Linked DNA regions of Homo sapiens: region 1 is linked to region 2. A link is an interaction called in ENCODE POLR2A ChIA-PET data of the cell type or tissue named here. Cell type or tissue: OCI-LY7. All regions are shown on one strand.

Evidence for each region. ChIA-PET counts read pairs that join two places held together with the same protein. Peaks named below come from ENCODE experiments on the same cell type or tissue, not always from the same donor. Only the 100,000 strongest peaks of a DNase experiment are listed, where the experiment ranks them.
Region 1: POLR2A ChIA-PET joins it to region 2 with 12 read pairs; 2 of 35 experiments call an interaction of 5 or more read pairs at or near these places.

What each region holds. Positions count from the first base shown.
Region 1 is chr18:10,447,428-10,451,427 of GRCh38, forward strand. No RefSeq gene overlaps it. Among named protein-coding and RNA genes, the nearest start is that of APCDD1, 5.2 kb to the right of the region's middle. In OCI-LY7, no CTCF peak of the experiment used is centred here; no DNase peak of the experiment used is centred here.
Region 2 is chr18:10,295,544-10,299,543 of GRCh38, forward strand. No RefSeq gene overlaps it. Among named protein-coding and RNA genes, the nearest start is that of LINC01254, 120 kb to the right of the region's middle. In OCI-LY7, no CTCF peak of the experiment used is centred here; DNase peaks (open chromatin) are centred at 1,768 and 2,988; H3K4me3 peaks cover 1,346 bases.

The sequences.
Region 1 (4,000 bases), 150 kb after region 2:
GGAAGTGGAGGTGGAAGAGGCCCTAAAATGAGATGAGGAGACCTGGAATCTAAATAAGAGTTCATACTCAGGAGAAGGTCTGACTTCAAGGGGTCTCGGTTTCCTCGTAGCCCTAAACCCTCCGCTGAGACTCAAGGCTCTCTTCCACCCATCACGGGTGGACATCACCTCCGCAAGATGAAGAGTTCCACCTAAGTGCTGCTTGCATCTACTTCTACTGATGATTTTGGAGTTGCTCAACCCTCGAGTTCCAAGAGAAAAGCACAAAGGTCTGGTCTAAATGCCAGCAGTACAGCTTTACAGTTTACCACCTGCTGCATCTCTGGGGCACCCTGTGGACACCACATCTGATGGAGACTGTGCTCATCCAGCTATCTCACAGGGGGAGATGTTTTGCGCCCACCGCTGTATGGCCGTCCCCACTGACATAAGATCAGCCAACTGATTGACCTCTTATGCCCAGAGACTCCTGCCTAAACCTGCTGTCCTGTAGCTCATTCTGGATGAGCTCATAGCCATGTTGATCTTTTGTTCTATAAATTCTCCAGACTTTGGTTGGTGTCCTTGACCCTGCTTCAAGAAATTTTCCTTGCCACTGCAGAGCAACGTGTGCTGAGTACGCAGACTTAGAGGCTCTCCAAGAATACAGGGATTGGGAGTAGAAGCAGCAGATAGTTCATGCTTTACACAAGTAAGGCTAAGCCATTCCCAGACCAAGCTGAACTTAACGTGGTGCACATTATGATGCTAGTCTCTTCTCCAGTATGATTTGCCACCATATTTGCTGTTGTTCATTTAACTCGAATGGGTCTGCTGGAGTAAAACATTTGGTTTCATCTAATCAATCAAGAGTCTATGAAGAGTTACTAATTTAGGCACTGGGCTAAAGCCTATGAAAAATTTAGAGACACAGTGTAAGACAATAAACTATACAAGCATGTAAGGTTTTCTTAGGTTTATAGGGTTAATTTATTTTTGACTCTGGGGCATTTTTTTTTTTTTCTTTTAGAGACAAGATCTCTGTCTGTCGCCCAGGCTGGAGTGCAGTGGTGCAATCATAGCTCACTGTAGCCTTGACCTCCTGGGCTCAAGCGATCCTCCCACCTCAGCCTCTCAAGTTGCTGGGACTAGAGGCATGTGCGACCATGCCTGGCTGATTAAAAAAAAATTGTAGAAACAGGGTCTTGCAGTGTTTCCCATGATGGTCTCGAACTCCTGATCTCAAGCAATCCTCCAGCCTTGGGTTTGTGTCTGTTTGTAGAAGTTTTCTCTTTTTGTAAGGACAGAAGCATCAAAGTCACCAACTTCTGTATGTGAAAATAAAACACATTCTAAGTTAGCACCTGGTATGCTCTCGCAGAACAGAAGGTACATAAACCCTCAGCGCCTGTAGAGGCATCTCAAAACTCTCTGAACTTCAAGTTTGCGTCTTTACATTAAACAGCCTTGGCTGTCCTCTGACCCTCAAAAAAAATGGCATGGTGATCAAAGGAGACCATGTATTTGAAAAATCTTTTGAGCATTTCAAAGTTTTATACAACTATGGAGATTAGGCATCGTGTGAACTTTGTGATGTTGAATTTGGTGGCCCAGAGGACTGTTCTGTTTTCGCTTAGCTCTGCTTTAGAGACCTAAGTTTCAGCTAGATGAAATGTGATTTCATATGGCTCCTCTCCCTGAATATGCACAATCCAAAACACACACACACAAATGTGTACATTCTAAAAGGACTAGTCAAGTCCTAATACTGAAAATTTCAGAGATTCATGGCAGTGGGCAGCATTTTAGTAGTTAGCTGGTCCACTTGCCTATCTTACAGCGTGCAATAATCTGTTTTAAACACTAAAACGTTTGAATATTTTATGCATGAAATAATGAACTATAGTACCAGATACCAACTGCAATAAATGTCCAAATAGCCTATGTAACATTCCTACCTTTCCCCTTTAGCTTGAATGTCTCAAAACACATCTAAATCAATTTTTCTACTTTCTACTTTTTTTTTCTGTCTAGTCTTAGAGCTGCAAATAGCACCTTACTGAGAGCCAGAAAACCCAGTGACTCTGCCCCTTTAAAGTTGTGACTTTTAGGCAAACCACTCTTTGGCCTCAGTTTTCCCATCTGCAAAGAGAGACTAGTAATAGCTGAATTATCTCAATGAAAGATAACACTGAATGTAATGTTACAATGATGTAATCAGATGGTAGATTGCCACCCCAGATGGTCAGTTGAAGTAAAACATATTTGGTTTCATATAATCAAAACATAGTGAATTAAAGGAACAAAGTTATTAAAATGTTTGATACATGACTAATTGTAATACGACTAATCTTATAATTTTTCATCTTGTACAATGTTTCTCGAACTTCCTTTTTATTATTGCCCCTGAAGGAAGCTTTTTAAACATTTTTTTTTTACTCATCCCATTAGATTGTAAGTACCATGGATACACTTTACATCTGTTTAAGTACTGCCTTTTTGGAGGGCTATAAATCATTGTAATATCTAAGTTTTTTCACCTCCCCCTCTAAGAACCAATTTTTGCTCCCTTGGGGGCAATTTTGCTATTGGTGAGAATGTATGGTCTAGTCTAAGCTCATTATTGTCAGTGAATTATTATTTAGGGTGCACTTATGTAACACTTAACTATGTGCAGGTATATGCTGCTATTATCCCCATGTTATAGATGGGGAAACTGGGGCACAGCCAGATTAAGTAACTTGCCCAGGGTCATAGAGCTGAGAGATTGTGCCCAGAGAATCTGGCTCCTTAGCAATTGTGCCAGGCTGCCTCTTATTTGTTGTATTTGTTTGAGTGTTGCTATGTGTGCCATAACAACCTCGGGTATGCTCGGAGTGAATACCAGAGTTTTTGTATCTTCCTGTTTCTGTAGTTGGGTGCCGAAGTGGCTTAGGGTGGTGGTGGCTCATAAAGACTATTTTTTGATGCTCTGATCTTATCCTGCCTCATTTACGAGTCCAACAAATGCCCATTATGGAAGGACTTGTGAAGGGGCTGGGGGAGGAGACACACACATAATACCCGATTTTCTTCCTGCCTTCAAAGGGCCAAATAATTTAGTTGCGCAGATAAAGCAGTTAGACATAGAAGGCAATCAGCACTAAAAGGAAGAATCGTCTCTAAGTCACATGAAGGTACAGACAAAAATGCTATTGAGGTCCTTGAGTGTCTCCTGTCCCTGAGGTCATCTCATATTTTCTTCCAGTGGGAAGGTCCATAGTCTTCTCATCAGTCCCCCAAACAGACTCGTGACAGAGGGTAAATGAACAATTAAGCCAAATCCCCTTCATACATACCTGTTCCTAATTTCAGGTGGTTGTACATATGTATCTGATACTCACCAGTTGGTCAAAACATGAATGAATGCTTGCTAAGCTCACAAACATTTTATTTGTTTTCTCTGATAAACGCCAGGAGTATAAAATGGAATGTAACATTTAATTTCTTAACCTCAGAGGCTGTGTTGCTCAGGGATATATCTAAACTGCATTTTATTTTCAAAATAGAGCTTGTTCTAGTTAACGTGTTTAAAAAATATAACTCCAAAATATGCCCCCTTCTAAGGGCCCCTCAGGATAATTTCGTTGTCTTTGCCTCTGAGGGAGCTGTGTAGGATTTTTGAAATTTTATATCTACCATTTCTCAAAGTCCTGCTGTGGGCAAAAGACTGGAAATACTGGCTTAGGTGCTAAAAGGGGAATGGTGATGACTCAACCACTCCTGGCCTTTGGATGCTTCCAGTCTGTGGGAATTTAATGTAACCTCACAAGCTTGGAACTGATATCTGACAAGTTTCAAGAAAAGTCTATTCCTGGTGACATTTTGTAGGCTCTGAGGACTCAGAGGGTAGTCAAATGCTTTCGACCATACTCATAGTTGACTGTGTTCTAGAATCCATGTTTTAAATACCCTGGCCCTTCTTAGAACCAAAAGGCCTAGAATCTCAGAAATTCCAAATGACTAAATGACTTGCATGATG
Region 2 (4,000 bases):
TGCAAACTCCTTTTTCCTGGTCCCCAGGCTGTGCAGGCATCTGCTGTATCAACCTGCCAGATCCATTAACACTGTGCACACAGGACTTAGCCACCTGCTGCCTGTGTAATTCACCCACTTTGCCTTCCAGAGAGCAAGGTAACACAAGGGCAGTAGGATGCTGGGAAGAGGGGAGGCGGACATTGTTGGTCCAGGGTCAGCTGTGACAATCTACCTCTAGGATGCAGTAGTCTTACAGCCAAGGCAGCCAGTGTCTTTCTTACTTGTGAGTCTGTATTTTGTTCAAGTAGCCACTTGCTGCTGGAATTTAACAATGTGATATAATCTCATGAGAGCCATGGTGGTAGTAGGTGCAAAATGCCGGAGCCTCACTGAGAAGGAAATGGGTGAGTGTGGCTTGGGGAAGTGGGGCAGCTTCAACACACAATCTGAATCTTCTGTGCCATTGTGAGGCAGGATAGGAACTTCCAATTCTTCCTTCCCAAAGTGGAGAGTCACAGAAGGGTTCAAAGCATGGAGGAACATGAGTCAATTGCTTTAGGAAGATAATTCTGGTAGAGATAAGAAACTCAGCAGCCGTTGCAGGATGCTGTATTTGTGGACAGGATTTGTGACAAGCACAAACTTCTGGTGAAGGAGGCTGTGATGGAGCTTGCTGGTATTTCTCCATTTCTTCCAGGGTGCTAGATATTTAGCCAGAACGATGGGTCTCAAAATAAAATAATGACTGTGTTTTGTAGCCTCTCTTGAAGGCAGTTGAAGTCATGAAACTGAATTCCAGCCAATAATATATTTAAGCAGAAGAGTTGCGGGAGGTTGCGGGGTGTTTTCCTTAGGAGACAACCAGCGCCTGCCTGTGCCCCATCTCCATGCACCCCTTTCTCCTGCTGCTGACACCGTCCTGAGCTCAGGGTGACCACTGTGCCTCAGGGATGCGGAAGTGTGAGCTGAAGGGAGCCAGGGGCCCCAAGTCTCACAGAACACTGGGTTGTAAACATCAAAGATGTCTACCTGTCTCCATTTTAAGTCACAGTTACTTGGGGGCGGGGGCGGAGGCGGGGGGTTCTGTTATTTGCTCCAGATATAATTCTGAGTAATGAACAGACCGCTTGGGCCCTCTCTTCTGGAACAGTTTCAGAAGTCATGATGTGGCTGTGCGTGGTGACTCACGCCTGTAATCCCAGCACTTTAGGAGGCCGACGCGGGTGGATTACCTGAGGTCAGGAGTTTGAGAGCAGCGTGGCCCACATGGTGAAACCCTGTCTCTACTAAAAATACACAAAAAAATTAGCTGGGCGTGGTGGCGCATGTCTGTAATCCCAATTATTCAGGAGGCTGAGGCAGGAGAATCGCTTGAACCCGGGAGGCAGAGATTGCAGTGAGCTGAGATTGTGCCACTGCACTCCAGCCTGGGCGGCAAGAGCGAGACTCCGTCTCAAAAAAAAAAAAAAGAAGTAATGATGTGCCCAGCTGAAGAGCATCCAAATGCACCGGAGCTCCCAATGCCCTCCTAGCACCAGCCAGCGGGCCCCCACGGTGAGTCCCATCTCAGAGCTCCACATGCGTCCTTTCAACCACGCACGTCTTCATCGTCCTGATGAATGGCAAAGGAAAGCAATCCTCCCAATGAGAAAGAGGATCCCTTCAGTGTTGGGCCACAAAGCTGGCTCTGACACTCAGTCCTTTGTCACAGTCCCTGAGTCGAGTCCCCTTCCTAGAGAGGCTCTATGTGGTCACTGAAGTGGAATGACAGTCAGAGCACACACCTGTGATCAAAGGAGGGCGGCTGTGCACAGCCAGTGCCGTGGTGTGTGGGGGCTCCGTCTCTGTCTCAGCCTGGGCCCTCGGTGATGTGGGGCCCTTTGCAACCCCTAAGGCTCCTTGCAGAACAAAGGAGCTACTGAGGCAGCTGGCTGTGCCTGGCACCTCCCTGCCCCCACCCTACCTCCCATGTGTTTTTTTTTTTTTTAATTTAAGCAGCTTCAGACTGTCATTCCATGTCTGTTGGGTTGAGGAAGGAAAATTGAAAATCTCTTTCAAGGATCTTTAAGATTAAAAGGTAAGAAGAGGCAAGTCCTTGCGGTTGGGCTGAGATGCCCTGCTGGGCAGGGGCTGCCCCATCCCTCCTTCCTGCTTCTCCCCCTCCAGAAGCTGTTCTAGGAGGCCTCTGGACACCTGGTCCCACTTGATCACCTTTGGCAGTGGCCAAGCATCAGACCTTTACTTTCTGTGCATGCTGGAGACCTGTGAGGGGGAAGCAGCCCTGATGATCCTTAGTGGATTTTCACCCTCATTTCTAATAAGTTTCTTTACAGCAATCCACTTGTCAGGGAGCCAGGCCTGGCAGGAGCGAAGGGCAGTCCACTTAGGAGCGGGTTCCCAGGAAACAACCTGTGGCTCTGGGGCCTGCTGTTTCCTGAGAAAGACCCAGCCTCACTCCCCAGGGTGCCCTGCTGTGTGTTTCTGCAGTGACCCTCAGGGTGCACTGGTCAGCACGGCACTGGTATGCAGAGTTCCTGGCCCTGCCTGAACCTCGGTTCTTTCGGTGGGTGACCCTCCACACCATCCACTCTCCCCACTCTACTCCCTCCATCTCTGTTTGCCTCCTTAGCACACCACTCACTAGAGGAGGAGGAAAGAGAGGCCCTGAGGCCTGATCCCTACCTTTTCTCTGGAGCTCCAGCATATCATGCTGTGAAGAAATGTTCCAGAGAATGCAACATGTACTCATGGAATTAAAATCTTTCAAACCCATATATATTCAGACAATGGAGAGGGTATTTACAGAGCTTATAAAAATGAGCTACGTGTGGTGCACCTCTAGGGTTCGCTTTAGCCAAGAGAAACTACTAAGAGCTGACACCGGTGTTCCAGGCTGTGCTGAGGGCTGGATGGGCACTGACCCAGGGCAGAGGGAGAACACAAAACAGATGCCCTCAGCACAGGCTGCGGGGGCTTGCTTCAGTATCTGTTATAGCTGAGTGACCTCGGGCTCAAGTTATTTCCCCTCTCCGAGCCTCGCTTCCTCCTCTGCAGAATGGGAGGTACAATCATATCATTATTTAAATGGGATCAGCCTGTGCCTATTCAGCTGATGCAGTCCCACTTCACATGACTGGAGGGTGGGGGGCTCTTTTTGGGAACTTTGGAGGTGGCAGCAGTGGGCCCTGCCTCATCTGCACAGGTGGTAAATCACGTGCATGTTACTGGGCAGTGAAGACAGGCTCTCTGGTAATGCCAATCCCCTGTGTGTAGCTGTGATTCTCAATGTTTTTCTACTATTCAGCCTATGGCTGACGTTACCCAAAGCCCTAGTTCCGGTTTGGATGCAGGAATCTGTTGTAGATTAATTCACATGTGATCTCCCCTGGATCCTGCAGCCTCTTGGTCCTCCTGCCTTTGTGCCTCAGTTCACTTATTTCCTTGTCAAGGGACACCCTTGTCTGTACTTCCCCATCTACCCCCAGGTGCCATTGCCTCTCAGGGCCACACTCTTCCTTCTGTTCTAGCCAGTGACGGCCTCTGGTCCTTAGCAGCAATCAGAACTTATGGTATACACATGGTACACACACACACACACACACTCATGTCCACACACGCACATGCACACCCACACACGTATACATACATATACACGCATATGCAAGTATGCTCACATATACATATGCACAGGCACACATCAAATGCACAGACACATACACATACGTATAATGTACATGCATGAAAGACTTACAGAAATATCCAGCTTTGTATTGTACCATACCTCACCAACAAACATGGAAGCAACTCTAGGTCAAGGGCCATTTCTCAGACATTGGTAGATATCCATGCAATGACTTGACATATTTCTCATGCATATTTTCTCTTAAATATTCCAAGAAGAAGACTTTTCCTCACATAGAAAACAAGAACTATTGGATAGGAGAGATGAATAGATAGAATTTCTGGAATTTTCCCTACTTAAAAATAATGGGATGTTTTCAACAACACACATTATCTT